Regions from separate parts of the Homo sapiens genome. Here all the other regions are linked to region 2. Evidence: read pairs that join two places in POLR2A ChIA-PET (ENCODE). Cell type or tissue: OCI-LY7. All regions are shown on one strand. Region 1 overlaps MOB1B (MOB kinase activator 1B). Region 2 overlaps RUFY3 (RUN and FYVE domain containing 3). Region 3 has its middle 6.7 kb from the start of JCHAIN. Region 4 overlaps LOC101927297 (a long non-coding RNA gene). Region 5 holds the start of JCHAIN (joining chain of multimeric IgA and IgM).

What was found. Peaks named below come from ENCODE experiments on the same cell type or tissue, not always from the same donor. Only the 100,000 strongest peaks of a DNase experiment are listed, where the experiment ranks them.
Region 1: POLR2A ChIA-PET joins it to region 2 with 9 read pairs; 4 of 35 experiments call an interaction of 5 or more read pairs at or near these places.
Region 3: POLR2A ChIA-PET joins it to region 2 with 5 read pairs; 7 of 35 experiments call an interaction of 5 or more read pairs at or near these places.
Region 4: POLR2A ChIA-PET joins it to region 2 with 6 read pairs; 8 of 35 experiments call an interaction of 5 or more read pairs at or near these places.
Region 5: POLR2A ChIA-PET joins it to region 2 with 5 read pairs; 8 of 35 experiments call an interaction of 5 or more read pairs at or near these places.

Annotation. Positions count from the first base shown.
Region 1 is chr4:70,924,547-70,928,546 of GRCh38, forward strand. All of the region lies in intron 1 of MOB1B (MOB kinase activator 1B), which reads left to right. Among named protein-coding and RNA genes, the nearest start is that of MOB1B, 24 kb to the left of the region's middle. In OCI-LY7, CTCF peaks have their summits at 1,089 and 3,135; DNase peaks (open chromatin) are centred at 1,033, 1,845 and 3,105; H3K4me3 peaks cover 3,299 bases; H3K27ac peaks cover 3,677 bases.
Region 2 is chr4:70,752,643-70,756,642 of GRCh38, forward strand. The region is part of intron 1 of RUFY3 (RUN and FYVE domain containing 3); the gene reads left to right. Among named protein-coding and RNA genes, the nearest start is that of RUFY3, 33 kb to the left of the region's middle. In OCI-LY7, no CTCF peak of the experiment used is centred here; DNase peaks (open chromatin) are centred at 2,029, 2,539, 3,219 and 3,769; H3K4me3 peaks cover 2,053 bases; H3K27ac peaks cover 3,498 bases.
Region 3 is chr4:70,671,252-70,675,251 of GRCh38, forward strand. No RefSeq gene overlaps it. Among named protein-coding and RNA genes, the nearest start is that of JCHAIN, 6.7 kb to the left of the region's middle. In OCI-LY7, no CTCF peak of the experiment used is centred here; no DNase peak of the experiment used is centred here; H3K4me3 peaks cover 442 bases; H3K27ac peaks cover 2,952 bases.
Region 4 is chr4:70,678,954-70,682,953 of GRCh38, forward strand. LOC101927297 (a long non-coding RNA gene) reads left to right here. Exons shown (of 4, transcript XR_938860.3): 2 at 224-324; 3 at 2,546-2,646. Among named protein-coding and RNA genes, the nearest start is that of UTP3, 7.6 kb to the right of the region's middle. In OCI-LY7, no CTCF peak of the experiment used is centred here; DNase peaks (open chromatin) are centred at 539, 1,628 and 2,958; H3K4me3 peaks cover 2,486 bases; H3K27ac peaks cover 3,624 bases.
Region 5 is chr4:70,664,521-70,668,520 of GRCh38, forward strand. JCHAIN (joining chain of multimeric IgA and IgM) reads right to left here and starts at 1,988. Exons shown (of 4, transcript NM_144646.4): 1 at 1,907-1,988. The coding sequence starts at 1,970. In OCI-LY7, CTCF peaks have their summits at 3,026 and 3,250; DNase peaks (open chromatin) are centred at 711, 2,051, 2,876, 3,581 and 1 weaker place; H3K4me3 peaks cover 3,929 bases; H3K27ac peaks cover 4,000 bases.

The DNA.
Region 1 (4,000 bases), 170 kb after region 2:
TAGGTATACATGTGCCGTGTTGGTTTGCTGCATCCATCAATTCATCATTTACATTAGGTATTTCTCCTAATGCTATCCCTCCCGAAGTCCCCCACCCACCAGCAGGCCACAGTGTGTGATATTCCCCGCCCTGTGTCCAGTTGATCTCATTGTTCATTTCCCATCTATGCATCTATGAGTGAGGACATGTGGTGTTTGGTTTTCTGTCCTTGTGATAGTTTGCTGAGAATGATGTCTTCCAGCTTCATCCATGTACCTGCAAAGGACATGAACTCATCCTCTTTTATGGCTGCATAGTATTCCATGGTGTATATGTGCCACAATTTCTTAATCCAGTCTATCATTGATGGACATTTGGGTTGAAGAACCAACATTTTTTAAAAATTATATTTCTAATTATAGTTAGAACCAAACTATACAAAAAAACTACAATTTTAAACAGCTAGACATTTGGGAACCAAAATTTGCTTTAGTTGAGCTCTATTGATTTTATTTTATTTTTATTTTATTTTTTTGAGATGGAGTCTTGCTCTGTAACTCAGGCCAGAGTGCAATGGCGCAATCTGGGCTCACTGCAACCTCCACCTCCTGGGTTCAAGTGATTCTCCTGCCTCAGCCTCCTGAGTAGCAGAGACTTACAGGTGTGTGCCCGGCTAATTTTTGTATTTTTAGTAGAGACGGGGTTTCACCATATTGGCCAGGCTGGTCTTGAACGCCTGACCTCTGGTGATCTGCCCTCCTCAGGCTCCCACAGTGCTGGGATTACGGGCATGAGCCACCATGCCTGGTGAGCTTTATTGATTTTAGCTTTCTTTCAAGTGGGAATGTATTTGTAAGGTGTTGTCTAGGGATAACTATACTTGTTAGTGATGTCTTTGCCTTTTTTGATATCACTTAACATTAAGGAAGAAAAATACCACTGTCATTTTATGTAGCAGAAGAAAAACTGCTCTTGGTCCTCTGGTGACAGAAAGTACTCTCAGGATTGAGAGGATCAGTGTCTCTACATAACCATAATCCTTGAGAAGTTTGCTGTAGACTCTCAAAGTGTGGATCTTTGGCACCACCTAGGAGTATGTTTGAAATGCAGGATTTCGGGTCCTAATCATTGGATTATAATGCATTTTAATAAGATCCCTAGGTGATTTGAAAGCACCTTCCAAAGTGGATGCCTGTATATTTAATTTAAATGGTTTGAGATAAGGTGAATAAGAAAAATCCTTGGATTCAATATAACACCAGTTCTGTCTTTGAGAGATTCCCAATAAGGGAGCCTCAATGTAGATCCCCGTACTGTCCTTTCACACTTGCAATTATTTTCTTGTTTAATGTGTTTTTTTCTCCTTCTGGATTCTAAGTTTTCTCCTCCTGGACTGAGGGTTTGTTCATCATTTTATTTCCCAGCACATTAGGACATTGCTTAGCAAATATGTTTTCAATAATTTTCTTATTTGTGTGAGTGACAGGATCTCACTCTGTCACCGAAGCTGGAATGCAGTGGTATCTTCTCAGCTCACTGCAACCTCAACCTCCTGGGCTCGTGATTCTTCCACCTCAGCTTCCTGAGTAGCCGGGACTTTAGGTGTGTGCCACCATGCCTGGATAATTTTTGTATCTTTTGTAGAGACAGGGTTTTGCCATGTTGTCCAGGTGGTCTTGAACTCCTGGGCTCAAGCAGTCCGTCCACCTTGGCCTCCCAAGTGCTGGGATTACAGCCATTTTTTTTTTTTTTTTAATTAACTGAAGATTGTCATGGGAGAGAACAGTGGCCTATGAGTGAGGAAATCCGAGATTCAGAGTCTTTGGTCTGTCACTAGCTATGTGACCTTGGGCAGATGACTTAATTTCTTAGTTTCTATTTCCTCTGCCTACTGGAGGGTAACGAATGCTTCTTCCATTGGGTTAATGTGAGACTTGAATGACAGAATGTATATGAAAGCTTTTCATAAACCAGAGTCCTGTATAAACACTGTCATTATCTCCACTCATGAAATTCCCAAGCCCAGTGTATAAACTGTTTGTGCATTCCAGTTTTTTGTTTAGCTGTCTTACAAATGTATGGCATTATTGCATAATAAAATGAACATTTATTGAACACCTCCTGTGTGTAAAAGCGAAGTGTTAGGTGCTTGCTGGTGGTGGGAGGAGAAAGGAAGGGGTTTAGAAATAAACAAGATGTGCCGGGCGCAGTGGCTCACGCCTGTAATCCCAGCATTTTGGGAGGTGGATCATGAGGTCAGGAGATCGAGACCATCCTGGCTAACACGGTGAAACCCCGTCTCTACTAAAAATACAAAAAAATTAGCCGGGCGTGGTGGTGGGCGCCTGTAGTCCCATCTACTTGGGAGGCTGAGGCAGGAGAATGGCGCAAACTCAGGAGGTGGAGCTTACAGTGAGCCGAGATTGTGACACTGCACTCCGGCCTGGGCAACAGAGCAAGACTCCGTCTCAAAAAAGAAAAAAAAAAAAAGAAATAAGATGCGGTCTCTGTCCTCAAGAATCTTAGCACTGGAGACCAGCGTGTTACATAGATGTGCTCCTTAATGGTTGTTTTAAACTCTCAGTTCCAAGTCCACTGGCTAATGATGGTTAAAGACCCTTGCACTGCAAGATATTGCATTGAGTATACAAACTTTCTTGGGTGTATGTGTGAAATAATTGCAGTCTGTGTTCATCAAAAATTAGGAATATAAAGAAAAAAATTGCTGTCAGCCAGGCGCAGTGGCTCATGCCTGTAATCCCAGCACTTTGGGAGGCTAAGGTGGGCAGATCATCTGAGATCAGGAGTTCGAGACCAGCCTGGCCAACATGATGAAACCCCCGTCTCTACTAAAAATACAATAATTAGCCAGGCATGGTGGCACTCGCCTGTAATCCCAGCTACTTGGGAGGCTGAGGCAGGAGAATCGCTTGAACCTGGGAGGCGGAGGTTGCAGTGAGCTGAGATCATGCCACTGTACCCCAGCCTGGGCAACAGAGTGAGAATCTGTCTCAAAAAAAAAAAAATTGCCGTCAATACCACAGTTATAAATATGTGTAGTGCATTCACCTATTCAAAACAGCAAGAATTTTGCCGAATTGAGCTTCCGGTTTTTAGTCAGATGCTGTTTTTATTGTGTGGATGCGGGGGCCTCCCCTGCTTGTTCTTGGCATTGCTGCCACTGCTGTTCCACTTTAGCATCTTGGTTTTTAACATGGAGGGGAAGTGGTAGGAATCCTTCGGTGCACTCGCTTCCTGTAGTTCACTTGGGCATTTCAGGTAGATATTGGAATGGGCTGGAAGTGGTCTGCAAAACTCCAAGGCATAGAAGGCCTCCCTGAGATGTTTGCTTACCACTCCAGCCTCATCCGTGCCTTCCTGCTCTAACATCCCTCCCCCACAGTGTTCAGTGATTTTATTTGCATTTCTCTCAACCTGCTTTGCTCCATCTTTCTGCCTTTGTAAATGCCGTTCCTGTTATTCTGGCTGTTATTCTTCTCCTCCCCACCCCCATTTCTTTAGCTCAGGAGCCAACTTTTTCCCTGGCCTGTGCCCCCTTCCCAGTTTGTTAGATACCATTTCAGTGCCCTTTATAGTCCTTATCATAGTCCTTTCCAAAAAGACATTGTACTCCACCCACTGTCATGTGTATGATCTCTTTGAAGATGGGGCATTTTCAAAAAATGTTTGTTTTAAATCTCTACCACCTAGCATAGTGCCTCTTAGTAACAATTTTTTTTCCTGACTAATCAATGACATTTTCAAGAATTTTGTTTTTTTTTTTTTTGAGATGGAGTCTTGCTGTGTCACCTAGGCTGGAATGCAGTAGTGTGATCTCGGCCCACTGCACCCTCTGCCTCCCGGGTTCAAGCGATTCTCCTGCTTCAGCCTCTTGAGTAGCTGGGATTACAGGCGCGTGCCACCATGCCCGGCTAATTTTTTGTATTTTTAGTAGAGATGGAGTTTCACCATGTTGTTCAGGCTGGTCTCGAACTCTTGACCTCGTGATCCACCGCCTCA
Region 2 (4,000 bases):
TACTTTGTCTGCTTCTAATGAAATGACCATGTGATGTCTTTCTTTACTCTGTTAATTTGGTGTATTACACTGATTGAGTTTTGTGTGTTGGACCGACCTTGCATTCTGTGATTAATCCCACTTGGTCCAGTTATATAATCCTTCTTATATGTTTCTGGATTTGGTTTACCAGTATTTTGTTAAGGATTTTTGTGTCTGTATTCATAAGGAGTATTGATCTATAGTTTTCTTATGATATCTTTATCTGATTTGGTCTCAAGGTAATATTAGTGTCATAGAATGAGTTCGGAAGTTCTCTCTTCTAATTTTTGGAATAGTCTGTCAAGGATTGGTGTCAATTCCTTAAATGACTGGTAGATTTTAACAACGAGACTATCTGGTCCTGGCCTCCTCTGTATGCTATTTTTTTATTATTATTACTAATTCAGGATCTTTACTTGTAGGTCTGTTCAGATTTCCTATTTCTTCTTATGTCAGTTTTGGTAGTTTGTGTCTAAGAAATTGTCCATTTTGTCTAGATTATCTAATATGTTGACATACAGTTGTCCGTAGTATTCCCTTATAATCCTTGTTTCTGTAATGTCAATACTACTGTCCCCTCTTTCATTCCCGATTTTAGTAATTTGAATCTTCTCCCTTTTCTACTGATCAGTCTAGCTAAATGTCAGTATTGTTAATCTTGTCAAAGAGCCAACTTTGGATTTTATTGATTTTTCTCAGTAGTTGTTTTTGCTTTTTAATTTATTTCTGATCTAATCTTTATTATTTCCTTCCTCCTAGGGCTTTCTACTTATATACATGTATGTTGGTTGCCCTTGATGAAGCCAACTGTGAAATCATGGAATTATAATATGCTAGCTAGGAGAGTGATCTAGGCCAGTGCTTCTCAAACTTTAATGCACATACAGATTGCTTGGGGATCTAGTTAAAGTGCAAAACCTGATTCAGTGGTAGTGTTGAAGTCTACAGCTTCCCTTGTCTAAAAGCTTTCCTGGTTATGCCAGTGTTGATGTTCTGAGACCAGAGAGTAGAAAGGATCTAGTTCATTTGGTATCAATCATTTGTGGGATTTTCCAAACAGAACATGTCATTTCTCTGGTTCCAGGTATATTAATATGTCTCTCCCTTTGAGAATCAGTGCTGCTATATGTCATTATGACTATTATGAATGTGCATGGTTTCCAAGGGAAAAAACTGAACAAGCCCAACCCTCTCATTTTACTGATGAGGAAATTGAAGCTTCAAAGGGGTGAGATTTCTTGCCTGAAGTCATATAATAGGTTAATTGGCTCCATGGATGAGTATATTAATCCTTTCTGATGACAAGTCCTAACTCAGTGAAGTTCATCATTGATTATACTGTTACCAAGAAAAGGTAGCAATGAGGACAAGTAAATTTATGGTTAATTTTTTTTTTTTTTTCGAGATGGAGTTTTGCTGTTGTCGCCCAGGCTGGATGGAGTGCAATGGCACAATCTTGGCTCACTGCAGTTTCTGCCTGCCGGGTTCAAGTGATTCTCCTGCCTCAGCCTCCTGAGTAGCTGGGATTACAGGTGCCTGGCACCACACCCAGCTAACTTTTGTACTTTTAGTAGAGATGGGGCTTCCCCATGTTGGCCAGGCTGGTCTCGAACTCCTGACCTCAGGTAATCCACCTGCCTCGGCCTCCCAAAGTGCTGGGATTACAGGTGTGAGCCACCAAGCCTGGCTGGTTAATTTTTTTGACTAACCCCTTTAACAGATTTCAATCCAGAGAAAATGTTACTTAAGTAAATTTTCTTATTATTGAGTAGAAATATGATACCTGAGACGCCATTAAGAATAGATAGATATAGTTATGGATATAGATATATAGATATTCTAAGGGTCCTAAGACTCTATTATAATTTTTTTTTTTTTTTGTAAATGAGGATAGAATAAAAGTTCATGATTGTCTCATACAAATAAGTGTCATCAGGCTAACTAAATGGTGTTTTATTACAAGGTCTTTTTCAGTACTTTCACTTCTTTCTTTCACAATTAAGGACTCATTTTCTGTCCAGTTTTATACGCTAAGGTCTTTTTAGTACTTTCACTTCTTTCTTTCACAATCAAGGACTCATTTTCTGTCCAGTTTTATACTCTAAGAACAATTATTGCAAAAGTTCAAAATAGATTTATTTAAAATTATTGTTCTTCAGTCATTCCCAACATAGAGTAAGCTTTTCTTTCTATATGTTTCTGTTAGTTTGTTGTTTTTAATCTCATATTAAAGCTTTTTTTTTTTTCTTTTTTTCTTGAGACGGGGGTATCACTCTATCTCCCAGGCTGGAATGCAGTGGTGTGATCTTGGCTCACTGCAACCTCCGCTTCCCGGGTTGAAGCGATTCTCCTGCCTCAGTCTCCCTAGTAGCTGGGATTACAGGCGCCTGCCACCATGCCCAGCTAATTTTTGTATTTTTAGTAAAGACGAGGTTTCACTGTGTTGGCTAGGCTGGTCTCAAACTTTTGACCTCAGATGATCCTCCCTGAGCCACCGCGTGAGCCACCAGCGTGAGCCACTGCGCCCAGCCAAAAGCTTTTACACATCTTTGAAAAGTCTTCTGTGTGATAACCATTTTGTTTCTTATATAAGATAAAAGCTTTAATCTGTTAGATAATAAGAAAATTCTGAAGAATAACTATGATTGTGCTACATATTAATATCAATTATTCTCTGCCAAGAATTGCATATAACATACTTAATACTAATATTAAATATATCTTTCTTTTCCTTCAATTATTTAGAAAACATTTCAAGATTTTGCTGTATGAACATTAGTCATTGCATTATAAGAAGATAAAATGGCACCTTGGTGACATGATTTGTTTTCAGAACAATATGACTCACTGTCACTGTTAGCTATATGACTTCAGATCACTTTTATCATCACTATTAACTAAATGAGCTACATGACTCTGTAAAGTTTATTAAAATACCCTTATATGGAAATTAGCAGTCTTGAAGAGATACAGTGAAGAATCACATGCTTTTTGAAAGAACATTGAGGTCGGGTACGGTGGCTCATGCCTGTAATCCCAGCACTTTGGGACACTGAGGCGGGCGGATCACGAGGTCAGGAGATCAAGACCATCCTGGCTAACACAGTGAAACTCCGTATCTACTAAAAATACAAAAAGTTAGCCGGGCGTGGCAGCAGGTGCCTGTAGTCCCAGCTACTCAGGAGGCTGAGGCAGGAGAATGGCGTGAACCTGGGAGGCGGAACTTGCAGTGAGCTGAGATCACGCCTCTGCACTCCATCCCGGGTGACAGAGCGAGATTCTGTCTCGAAAAAAAAAAAAAGGAAAAAAAGAACATTGATTTGAGAACCAGTCAACATAATGTATTATTTTAACTATAGTCACTTCCACATGATTTCTTTAGTCCAGTGCTCTTGCTGTATTCCCCACCAATGTGATCTGCACCATCGTCCATCTAATCGCCAAAACTACAAATAGGGAAGTTACTCTCCATTCTCCTTGACTATGTCCAGATAGTCAAGCTATGAAATGCTAACGTTCTACCCCAGAATGTCTCTCCATGCTGACTCCCTCTTCTCCATACAGCCCCACTGCTCTAGTTCTACCCTTTATTATTTATTTTCCTCTGCCATTGCAGTAGACCCTTACTTGCCCCTCAGCTTTGAGTTCATGCACCCTTCCAATCATCTTCCAAAAGGATGCAAGAATGGCTTCTCTAAAATTCAAATTTGTGACATCACATCCCACGTTAAAGTCTTCACTGACTTTAAGGTGAAATCTGTACTCCTTAAACAAGGTCCTTAGCAGTCTGCCCTTGTCTCTTTCTCTTGTCTCATCTCTAATACTTAAACCCCTGGCATTTTTTCAGTGTTGTTTTTCTTCTGTGTATGTTATGTTCTTCCATACTTCTGTACCTTTACCTAAGCTATTCCTTCCATCCTGTTCCCTTCACATCTCTACTGCTACCCCTTCCTTACGTGACTCCTTTCTTTTTATCCTT
Region 3 (4,000 bases), 81 kb before region 2:
TCTTGGCACACAATAAGTGTTATGTAAGTACTAGTTACTTATTATTATCATCGTCGTCATCATTATGTCTTAACTCCTTGTGGAGTTGCAGAAAATGCAGCTACCAACTGCAATGAAGTTTGGGGAAAGCATTCCTGGGAGAACCTGACATGGCCCCTTGGGTTGTGGATGTGCAGGAATATCAAAAATGATACATGATCATGCTATATAAAGTATAAATGAAAATGTCCAAAGTTTCCAACTTAGGATGGGTGAGGAGGAAGTTCACTTGGAAGATATGTTAGCTTTATTTGTAATAGCCTAAAGCTGGAAGCAGTCTAAATGTCCAAAAACAAATTGGATAAACAAATTGTGGTATATCCATTACTCAATAATAAAAATGAATAAGCTATTAATAGACACAATATGGATGAATCTCAAAATAATTATTCTGAGGGAAAGAAGCCAGATAAAAATTTTTTTAAGAAAGTACAGGCTGGGCACAGTGGCTCACTCCTGTAATCCCAGCACTTTGGGAGGCCAAACTGGGCAGAACGCAAGGTCAGGAGTTCAAGACCAGCTTGACCAACATGGTGAAACCTTGTCTCTACTAAAAATACAAAAATTAGCCGGGTGTGGTGGTGGGTGCCTGTAATCCCAGCTACATAGGAGGCGGAGGCAGGAGAATCGCTTGAACCCGGGAGGCAGAGTTTGCAGTGAGCGAGGTCGCGCCATTGCACTCCAGCCTGGGCGACAGAACAAGACTCTGTCTCAAAAAAAAAAAAAAAAAAAAAAAAAGAAGAAGTACATAGTGTATGATTCTATATTTGGATATATTTATATTTTTTTCTAGAAAATTCAAACAAATGCATAGTGACAGCAGATCAGTGATTATCTGGGAAGGTGGGGACAGAGAGAAGGGAAGGCGGGACTATAAGTCTATAAAAGGACATAAGGAAGCTTTTGGAGATGATGAATATGTTCATTATCTTAGTGGTGATAATGAATTCACAGGTGTACACACATGTCAAAATTGATCAAATTGTACAGTTCAAATGTGTGCAGTGCACTGTATGTCAGTTACATCTCAGTAAAGCTATTAAAAAGTTCACATCTTCAGAATTCAGTTTTTTAAGTATGATGTTAGGTTTTTCTTGGGTGCCCTTTACCAAGTTGAGGAAGTTCCCTTCTCTTCCTGGTTTGCTGTGAGTTTTTATCAGAAGTGAACATTGAATATTTGTCAAATATTTTTTCTCTGTCTATTGAGATAACCATATGGTTTTCCTTTTTTTGTTTAATATGGTGAATTACATTTATTTTTAAATGTTAAACTAACCTTACATTCCTAGAATAAACCCCACTTAGTTATGATATAACATCCTTTTCATAAATTTTGAATTTTATTTACCAAAATTTTGCTTAGAATTTCTGCTTTTATATTCATGAGGGATAATTGATTTAAAATGTTCTTTTCTTGTAATGTCTTTGCATGGTTTTGTTACTACAATAATGCTGTCCTGAAAAGATGAGTTTAGAAGTATTTCCCCCTCTCCAATTTTCTGGAGGAGTCTGTGTAGAATTAGTATTATTTTTCCTTAAATGTTTGGCAGAATTCCTCCAGTGAAGCCATGGCCTGGGAACTCTCTCCAAGGCAACATGGGGCAATGGTCTCCTTATTTGTTTCCAGTCTCTCCGAAATCACTGTCCTGCATTGCCTAATGTCTTGAAAACCAGTGTTTCTTCCGCATGTTCTCACTCACAGGTGGGAATTGAACAATGAGAACACTTGGACACAGGATGGGGAATATCACACACCAGGGCCTGTCATGGGGTGGGGGGAGTGGGGAGGGATAGCATTAGGAGATATACCTAATGTAAATGATGAGTTAATGGGTGCAGCACACCAACATGGCACATGTATACATATGTAACAAACCTGCATGTTGTGCACATGTACCCTGGAACTTAAAGTATAATAATAATAATAATAATAAAAAGAAAACCAGTGTTTCTTAAATTTTGTCAGTTTTTTCTAGTTGGTTCAAATGGCAGGGAAAATCTGCACCGTTATTCCATCTTGTTTAGCATTGGAGACTTGAAATTAAGAGTGAGTTTGAGATACAAGCTTTTAGACTGAACTAGACTTTTAAAAAATGAGCTTTACTATTTATGGCACTTTTACAATCACAGCAAATAAACTAGATTTTTTAATAATGAAAAAATATTTTTAAATTACGGAATCTTCTTAAAACATTGTCAAAAAGGCAAAGAAAAATTCAATTATAGTAATTGAGAGGCAATAATTGGACGAAAATATGGTTTCATGTTATAACTCATTAAACTGTTCACTGTTCCAAACTCTTCTCTAGTCTTACCTGCCACAATTCATTGTCCACTTACCATGAAAAGTGATCTTTTCAAAGGTAAATCAGATCATATCTGATTTAAAACCCTCCAGTGGCTTCTCATTACACTTAGAATAAATTCAGAGTCATTAGCCTTCCTGATTTCCTGCAACTCCCCCTTCCACTCATCTCTCTCCAGCTACTCTGCTCAAGGCTTTCGTATTGTCTTAGTCCCTCTGCCTGCAACACTTTCCATAGCCTTGCATGGCTGGCCCCTTACCACCAAGTCTCAATTCCAATGTCATTGCCTCAGAGAGAAATTTTCTGGCTGATAATCTTCCTAACCAATTACCAATCATTATCATATTGCCCTGTTTTATTTTCTTCATAGTTTTTATTATTGTTTGAAATTCTTTAGTTTACTTAGTCGTAACTGTCTCCTCCTCATTAAAATAAAAGCTCCTTAAGAGCGGCATTGTCTTGTTGCTTACTTCTGTTTCCAAGAACAAGCGCAGGATTGCCTCAAGTATATTGATTGAATGAAGGATGAATGGAGAACGTTTTTACAAGGAGTTGAAAACTGCCTCTAAGTTTATGTCTTCTAACAATATTAGTCTCTTTTGTGGATAGGCTCCATATTGTCAATGTCCTATTTAAAGAGTAGTATCTAGATACATATTCAATAGTCAAGTGTAATCTGGACAGTACAAACAACAGCTGAACTTAACATTTTTCAATAAATCCCACTTAAGATGATAATATCTCTTTTTTGGCAGCTATGTTACACTATTGGCTTCAATTAAAGTGTACAATCTCATTTTTAAAAATATGTTTCTATAAAGTAATGACTTTCCCATATTTAAAATTTAAACAAGTTAGGATTTGGGCATGAGATTTAGCATTGGTCCCTAAGTTTTATCTTGCTAAACTCAGACCAACATTACAATGTCTCAGATTCTTTTTAAATCCAGATTCAGAAACCTTGCACATTAGTTCTTTCTCTCAGCTTTACAGTATCTGCAAACTTGACACATGCCATCGGATCCTTACTGAAGTCATTAAGAAAAATGTTTAATGGGATAGTGCTTAAGATAGACTTTTGCAGCATACATCTAAAGTCCTATCTCTATCAATATCAGTCCATTAATAAGCACATTTTGGGTGCAGTAGTTCATCTCAAGTTAACTCATAATCCATACTATCACACAGACTCAAAGTCTGGGTTTTATCCATAAGGTAACATGAATACTTATCATAAAAGGCCAATCTCTCCTTTATTCTCTATTTTAATGTCATCTCATTTCTCCCCTTGAAAGCCTTCCCTAATATAAAAGGAGTCTTGATAGCAGCCTGGCATTTTGCCACTTGAACTCTTAAAAGGGACGATGATATTTTTTAACAGGCTTCTTGGCCTTAAATCCAAAATGCAGCTGAAATCTCTTGATTTTCCTTTTAATGGATTAATTTCTACATTTAGTGTAATAATTCACATTTCCCATTTGTCCTTGAACTTTATATGGAAAACAAATTTTACTAATAAATAGTACTGCTTAATCAGCTCTAAAAATTAGGAGGGAAAATATGAAGTCTACAAGAAACCTTGAATTAAATGTCAACCTGTAAATTCCAAGTAACCCAAAAATCTTTTAGATTTAGAAATAACTTATCAGTGTTCC
Region 4 (4,000 bases), 74 kb before region 2:
ATTTATTTCTCTTTCCTTCCTGTTCATCCTCATAAAAAACCCTAAAATCTTTCAAACTAATTCAAGTAGGTCTAAATGTCATTCCATTCTGTTCACTCTTTTACTTTGTTTCTTCATTGCTAATAAATTCATCTTGTATCTTGTATACCATTTTACTCAGCTGGCATATTACTTTATCACTTTTCTTCATATGTGTGTAATTTTATATATTAATGTTTTCTAGATGCAGAGAGGTGTTCATAAAGAGCAATATCAGATGGCACCCCAAAAAAGGATATGAAAGAACACCAAAAGGGAACTCTAAAGATTTAGTTGGAAAAGTAGGTAAGAAAATACAATTTTCTTGTTCTAACTCTTCTATTCAGAGTGTTTACATCATATGTAAGTGCCATACTAAGTTCATTTTCCCTAATAACGAGAAAGCATAAATCTGTGGTGAGGAATATCCAGTCAGTTATTTTTAAAATATCAGATGCAACTGTAAAGATGTGTCTTAAGAGACACTTCTACTTAGTCTTCCTACTGAACAAAAGAGCAAACGCTGTGGAGTCAGTTATTGCCTGGGTGCAAATGGGACTCTGACAAGTTATAAAATCTTGTTTTCTCTGTTTCATCTATAAAATGGGCATCACTGTAGTACATACTTCACAAGATTGATGAAAATTAAATTGATAAGTGTAAAGCATGGAATATGCTAGAACATGGCTACAACATATAAACAATTACTTTAGCATAATGCTTAGCTCTTGATCTGCCTACTTTTCATATCCATATTCCCAGGACCCTGATTTAGACACAAAAACGCATCACTCTGATGACTATCACCATCTTGCACCAACTTCCTTCTGTCAATTTTCCAATCCTTCCCTGTTTAAAACCCTCCAATGATTCCCCTTTGCTCATAGCATAAATAATATATCTCTACCCAAAATAGATATAGATCAAGATCACATTTGCAAATAGCTTATTAAATTCTTAGGTCATTTTTAATAATTTCTAATACCTTATTGAAATTTAACAGAGCTTGGTTTTTTTTTTTTTTTTTTTTTTTGAGACAGAGTCTCACTCTGTTGCCCAGGCTGGAGTGCAGTGGTGCAATCTTGGCTCACTGCAACCTCCGCCTCCCAGGTTCAAATGATTCTCCTGCCTCAGCCTCCTGAGTAGCTAGGAGTACAGGTCTGGGCCACCACACCCAGCTAATTTTTGTATTTTTAGTAGAGATGGGGTTTCACCATGTGGGCCAGGCTGCTCTCGAATTCCTGGCCTCAAACAATGCACCTGCCTCGGCCTCCCAAAGTGCTGGGATTACAGGCATGAGTCACTGCGCCCAGCCAATCCAAGCCTTTTTAATTTGACACCTGGAGATATGTAGTCCTATAACTCTAGTAGCAGGTAGGTAGTATAACACTTTTGGTCTACTAGTTCACGTGTGCTAGTTACTTAAGTCAGAACAACCCAAAATTATATTTTATTTGCCTTTAGTTAAATATCAAATATGGTCCCACGTTTCAACTGAATTTTAAAGACATCAAAAATTTCTTTCTCTAAAGAGATCCATATATCAAACCATCTAGAAGACATCTAGACACTTAAATAGCTTCACAGACACCTCAAATCAAACATATACAAAACTTAACTTCCCATTTCTTGGCCCCTGCTTAAATCTTTTTTTTTTTTTTTTTTTTTTGAGATGGAGTCTCGCTCTGTCGCCCAGGCTGGAGTGCAGTGGCGTGATCGCAGCTCACTGCAACCTCTGCCTCTTGGATTCAAGCAATTCTCCTGTCTCAGCCTCCCAAGTAGCTGGGACTACAGGCATGCACCACCACACCAGGCTAATTTTTGTAACTCCTGGCCTCCAACAATCCACCCACCTCGGCCTCCAAAGTGCTGGGATTACAGGCATGAGCCACCACGCCCGGCCAAGACAAGTACATAACTAGTCTTAACACAAAGGAGAAAATGTTTAGAAATCCCTAAGAAAGGAAGAGTTAGGGACTATTAGATGTTAATAGAATGAAGTATATCAGAGAAGACAGCCTAGAGAAGACACAATCTTAGCTGGGCCTTGAAGGCCATATAAGCATTGAAATATGAGACAGCCCAAAGAGAGGCCAAGAGAATAAAAATCTCAAAAAGAGAAAAAAAAATGAGTACATAGTTTGGCTAGAACATATAATTCATGAAAGTGGGAAAGCAGCTGGAAAAATAAGTTGGGGCCAGATAAAGGCAGGCCCTGAATATTGGCTTAGAGATAAGAACTTGATTCTATAGAGAATGAGGGGTGACTAAAGAAAAAATTTTAACATGGGCTGTGTTTCAAAAGACCTTCACCACCAAAGCTATAATTATCACTGGGTCAATATTTAAATCAAAATAATTGTAGTTACAAGTTTTCCCATGAAAAGAAAAAACTAAAAGGGATTAAATAATGTTTAGAAAGTAATTGCCAAGTTTTTAGTTGAATTAGAGTTTGGAAGGGAAAGCAGTGTCGTAATTTCACTAAATTCTTCATTTTGTAATGAAGGCTACCAAACCTGTTTTCTAGATGCAGAGAGGTGTTCATAAAGAGCAATATCAGATGGCACCCCAAAAAAGGATATGAAAGAACACCAAAAGGGAACTCTAAAGATTTAGTTGGAAAAGTAGGTAAGAAAATACAATTTTCTTGTTCTAACTCTTCTATTCAGAGTGTTTACATCATATGTAAGTGCCATACTAAGTTCATTTTCCCTAATAAGGAGAAAGCATAAATCTGTGGTGAGGAACATCCAGTCAGTTATTTTAAATTAAGTTAAATTAAAGATTAAAAGCTTCAAATATTTACCAAATATTTCAGTAGAAGCTCTATATTTTACTTCCAAGTCACTTTTAGGACTTTTGGGACTTAAAATAGATACAGACCTTATTTGCAAAAAGAATCTGTGACATATTTGTTTCAGAGTAAGTGGTTTCTGACAGATGAAACTAGATGAAATGAAAGCAGATGGCAAACTTCATCCATTTTCTTTCTTATAACTAAAAATAATCTTTCTTTCTTTTTTGCATCCAAAAATAGTTCAGCATGTTTCTGGGGTTATATTAAATTATCCAAATATATTGATAGGTACTAACACCAAGAATACATTTTCCCAATATAACTCTTATATCAAATTATTATTTTTACTATTACTACCTTTATGCACATTTTTAAGAAAAGCTACTTCTTTTGACAGCTTCAGTCATCCTAGCCTAGTCTGTGATGCTGGGAAAAAACGTAATATGCTGTTTATTGCAGCACTATTCACAATAGCAAAGACTTGGAACCAACCCAAATGTCCAACAATGATAGACTGAATTAAGAAGATGTGGCACATATACACCATGGAATACTATGCAGCCATAAAAAAGGATGAGTTAACGTCCTTTGCAGAGACATGGATGAAGCTGGAAACCATCATTCTGAGCAAACTATCACAAGGACAGAAAACCAAACACCACATGATCTCACTCATAAGTGGGAACTGAACAATGAGAACACTTGGTCATAGGGTGGGGAACATCACACACTGGGGCCTGTCATGCGGTGGGGGGCAGAGGGAGGAATAACACTGGGAGAGATACCTAATGTAAATGACGGGTTGATGGATGCAATGGGCCAGCATGGCACATGTAACGAGCCTATGTAACGAGCCTGCACGTTGTGCACATGCACCCTAGAACTTAAAGTATAATAATAAAAATTAAAAAAACAACGTAATACGCATTCAACTATAGTCTTCTTTTTTTTTTTTTTTTTTTTTTTGGAGACAGAGTCTTGCTCTGTCACCCAGGCTGGAGCACAGTGGCGCGATCTCAGCTCACTGCAACCTCCACCTCCTGGGTTCAAGCGATTCTCCTGCCTCAGCCTCCCGAGTAGCTGGGACTAGAGGTGTGCACCACCACGCCCAGCTAATTTTTGTATTTTTAGTAGAGACAGGGTTTCACCACGTTAGCCAGGCTGGTCTCAAACTCCTGACCTCAG
Region 5 (4,000 bases), 88 kb before region 2:
TGTTTGAAGTACTTTATAATGCATTATTATACCATTATTCATAAGTTCCTAATGAATCTTCTGACACTGTGTAATATTGGAAAGAAACATTATGGAGTAAATTCAAGGTAATGAAATAACTCATTAACATCTGAAAGAGGTAAAATGACTTAAATGATGTCCTCTTTCCTACTTGTGTATCCATGACTCTTAAAAGTTTTTTCTCAATGAAATATAAATGAGCACATAATGCCTGACCAAAAATATAGATTGTTGAGGAGTGACTTGACTATTAAGTCTTAAATAGAAAATGTCTATATTCTATTACGGCATATGATTACTTCCTTACCAGAAACCTGGGAAGTTAATATAGAAAAATATTAGGCAGCCTAATATCTATCAGAAATACATAGCTGTCAGAAAAGTTACAAATACTTTCAATTCACCAAGACTTAGAGTCTAGCATTTGCTCTCACCAACAGGCAGTATTTTTCCTAACAAACCTGTTATTAGGGACTGTGCCTTACTTTATTCCAAGAGCATCTGACACATAGTAGGTGTTCAATAAATATTTGTTAAATTTAATTCACTTCAAACAAATAAGAAAATAGATTTAACAACATATGCTAGATATGACCATAATGAGTTTACTAAAAAGTGATTGCCTTACACAAGGCAGAATAGGATAGTAGGAGTGCGGGCTATAGGGTCAGATTGCCTGGGTTCTGCTTACACTCTTGCTTGCTGTATGACTTTGGTAAGTTACTTCACCTCTGTAAGTCTCAACTGGCTCAACTGTATGTCAGAAGTAATAATAGTATTTATTCTCATATGGTTACTGAGAGAATTAAATGGAATATTATATGTAAAGGAATTAGCATGATACCTAGAATATCATATTCAGTAAGTGATAGCTGTTTTATATACAGATGGTCCCCAACTTACCATGGTTCTACTTATGATTTTTCTACTTTATGATGCTGTGAAAGTGATATGTATTCAGTATGCTCCTCAGCTACAATGGGGCTACCTCCCTATAAAGTCACTGTAAGCTGAAAGTATGATATTTTCAACTTTCAACTTTATAGGGTTTATAGGGAAGTAGCCCCATTATATATATCATATATTTTTAGATATGTATATATACTTACATTGTACATGCTTTACTAATATTTTATATTTTAAATCATTAGAAAGTTATTCTTAATGCTAAATTAGTATAAAATATATATATAAGGCCTATTCTTAATCACATTTCTGTCATTATTCATCTTGAAATAAGAACCACAGACTCAGTGATAGGAACAATCCAGACAAATTTTAGTGTGTCCTTCTAAATGAAAATTATTTAATACTGTACCTCTAAATTCAGAATGTATTCCATTTTCTGAAGTTGTTTGAAAGATCAGTAAACAAAATAACAAAAGTTCAGTCATCAATTTATAGGCAACCTGTATAACATTAAACATTGTTAAAGGGTCATAATAAATCTGTGGGATCAGATCCAGGAAAGCTGTTAAAACCAATACCAGCCTCTTTGGGGAAATAAAATCCCAATGCATTCCATGTTGTACTTACAGTAATTATTATTTCATTTCTCCAGAATATTAATTTAAGAGACTCAAGGGAAGGATTATAGATTTTTAAGATTCAATATGGACATTCATATAAGCAGGACTATCTGTAGTTAGCTAATTTCTTATTCTCTAGTTTGTAGTAGGCAAACAAGTAAGTAAGATAAGAGAAAAAAGAATAAAAAGAGTCTTATCTATGTAAAGACAACTGCCATAGAAAGATGAAAGCATGTTAGGAAAAAGTAGCTGGCTAACTGGCCAACCAAAGCATAGGCATAAATGTTTAAAACTGAAAAACAGATCTGTCCTATATTTTTCCTTTGATCTGGGATCATTTTCTAAATATCACATACCTTTCACATGAACAGCCTTAATAAAAACCGCCAGGACTCCCCAGAAAAGCAAATGGTTCTTCATCTTGACTTCACTTCTTCTGAAAAACTGGAGCAAAAAAAGTCAGGGTTAAGGTGTGTGATCTATAAGGAGTGTGCAAATGATGGTGCTTCTGCTTTCTTAAAATAACACTCCAGGCAGCTAACAAACTAAAAACAATCACAACTGTGGTTGAAGTCTGAAGTTTAAATGCTGAACTGGAAAAATGTATGACTCACATTTAAGTATTTTCTTGCAAAGCATCCAAATAAAAACCATAATTTGATACAATCATTTTTATTTTGCATTTACACTATATAAATGTTTAAACCAGAAGACTAATAATAATTTCAAGGAAGGATTCCATTAAGAATGTTGAAATAGGGATTTTCCATTTTATTACCTAGATATATTCATATTAGTCTTCAAATCAGACATCTGACACTTGTCATGCCTAGAATAATAAATGAAGGTAAGTGAAGGAGGAGAGATGAAGGAAGGGGAGAGAAATGAAAGTCCTTTAAGGTCCCAAGTGTATCTTATGTTAATTTTTTATACTAGTCCTTAATTAACCAAGCTACCAGATTTAAATATATATTTTGTATATATCTCACAAAATATGTATTTTGTATATATCTCACAAAATCTGTATTTTGTATATATCTCACAAAATCTGTATTTTGTATATATCTCACAAAATCTGTATTTTGTATATATCTCACAAAATCTGTATTTTGTATATATCTCACAAAATCTGTATTTTGTATATATCTCACAAAATCTGTATTTTGTATATATCTCACAAAATCTGTATTTTGTATATATCTTACAAAATATATTTTGATTACTTTCAGTTATTTTATAAGCTCAAACATGGAATTGGAATTAGAAGCTGGTAGATACTTGGCTGGGCGCAGTGCCTCACACCTGTAAACCCTGCACTCTGGGAGGCCGAGGCAGGTGGATCACTTGGGGTCAGGAATTCAAGACCAGCCTGGCCAACATGGTGAAACCCCGTCTCTACTAAAAATACAAAAATGAGCTGGACATGGTGAGGGCCTGTAATCCCAGCTATGCGGGAGGCTGGGGCAGGAGAATCGCTTGAATCTTGGATGCAAGAGGCTGCAGTAAGCCGAGATGGCACCACTGCACTCTAGCCTGGGTGACAGAGGGAGACTCTATCTCGAAAAAAAAAAAAAAAAAAAAAGAAGCGGGTATATACCAGATAAATAAGTTGCCATATTTTAATTTGATAGCATTAAGACGGACCTTCTGTCTAGTTACACCTTTCAGAATTGCAAACCCATAAGATGATTTTTGAGATGCCTCAAAAGCAAACTGAATCACTGCAGTATTTTGTGTAAAATTTTTTTCACTTAATTAATGTCATTTTTTTTAACTGAGCTTTTGGACAGAGCACCCCCTGCACTCCCACTCCAACATGCTGGAATTTCCTGTCTCTTAGGCAAGGTTGGTTCCAAGAATATGCTGGTTACACAACAGCATCAAATCCGTGTTACTTCTGGTTCTCAGCTCTAATTTTTGAAGGGACTCCTAGAATTTTAAGAGGTAATTAGGAGTACTTCAGAATCATAAGTAAGGCAAGCAGACTTCAAAGCTAGAAATACGAAATGACAGGATGAAAGAGACATTAAAGGCTAGCACATGATTGCACTTCTTCAGAGTATGTATTGAAAGTCTGTAAGAACAAAGTGTCAGGCACTGTCATACGCAATATTACTATACTGTCCAAGTTTATTCCTATTTTAATTTCTACTATCAGTAGGACTTAGCAACTACTTGAGTTTAGGGAAAATATACTGGCATCACATGGACAGTTTATTAAAAAAAGAAACAGACCTGAAAGCACATTATTTTAGTTTGTGGTCAGGAGGTCAAAACAACTATCAACCACTCTAAAAGATCCTCACCCCCAACTGAAGTTTCTAAATAACTGACTTATTCAATCACTCAAAAAAAAATAGTAATTAATAGTCAGCTGGATACCTTTTTAATTCTTGAAAAATAAACTCAAGGCTAGACTGCCTTCCCAAAGCAAGTTGAGTAAATCCTTG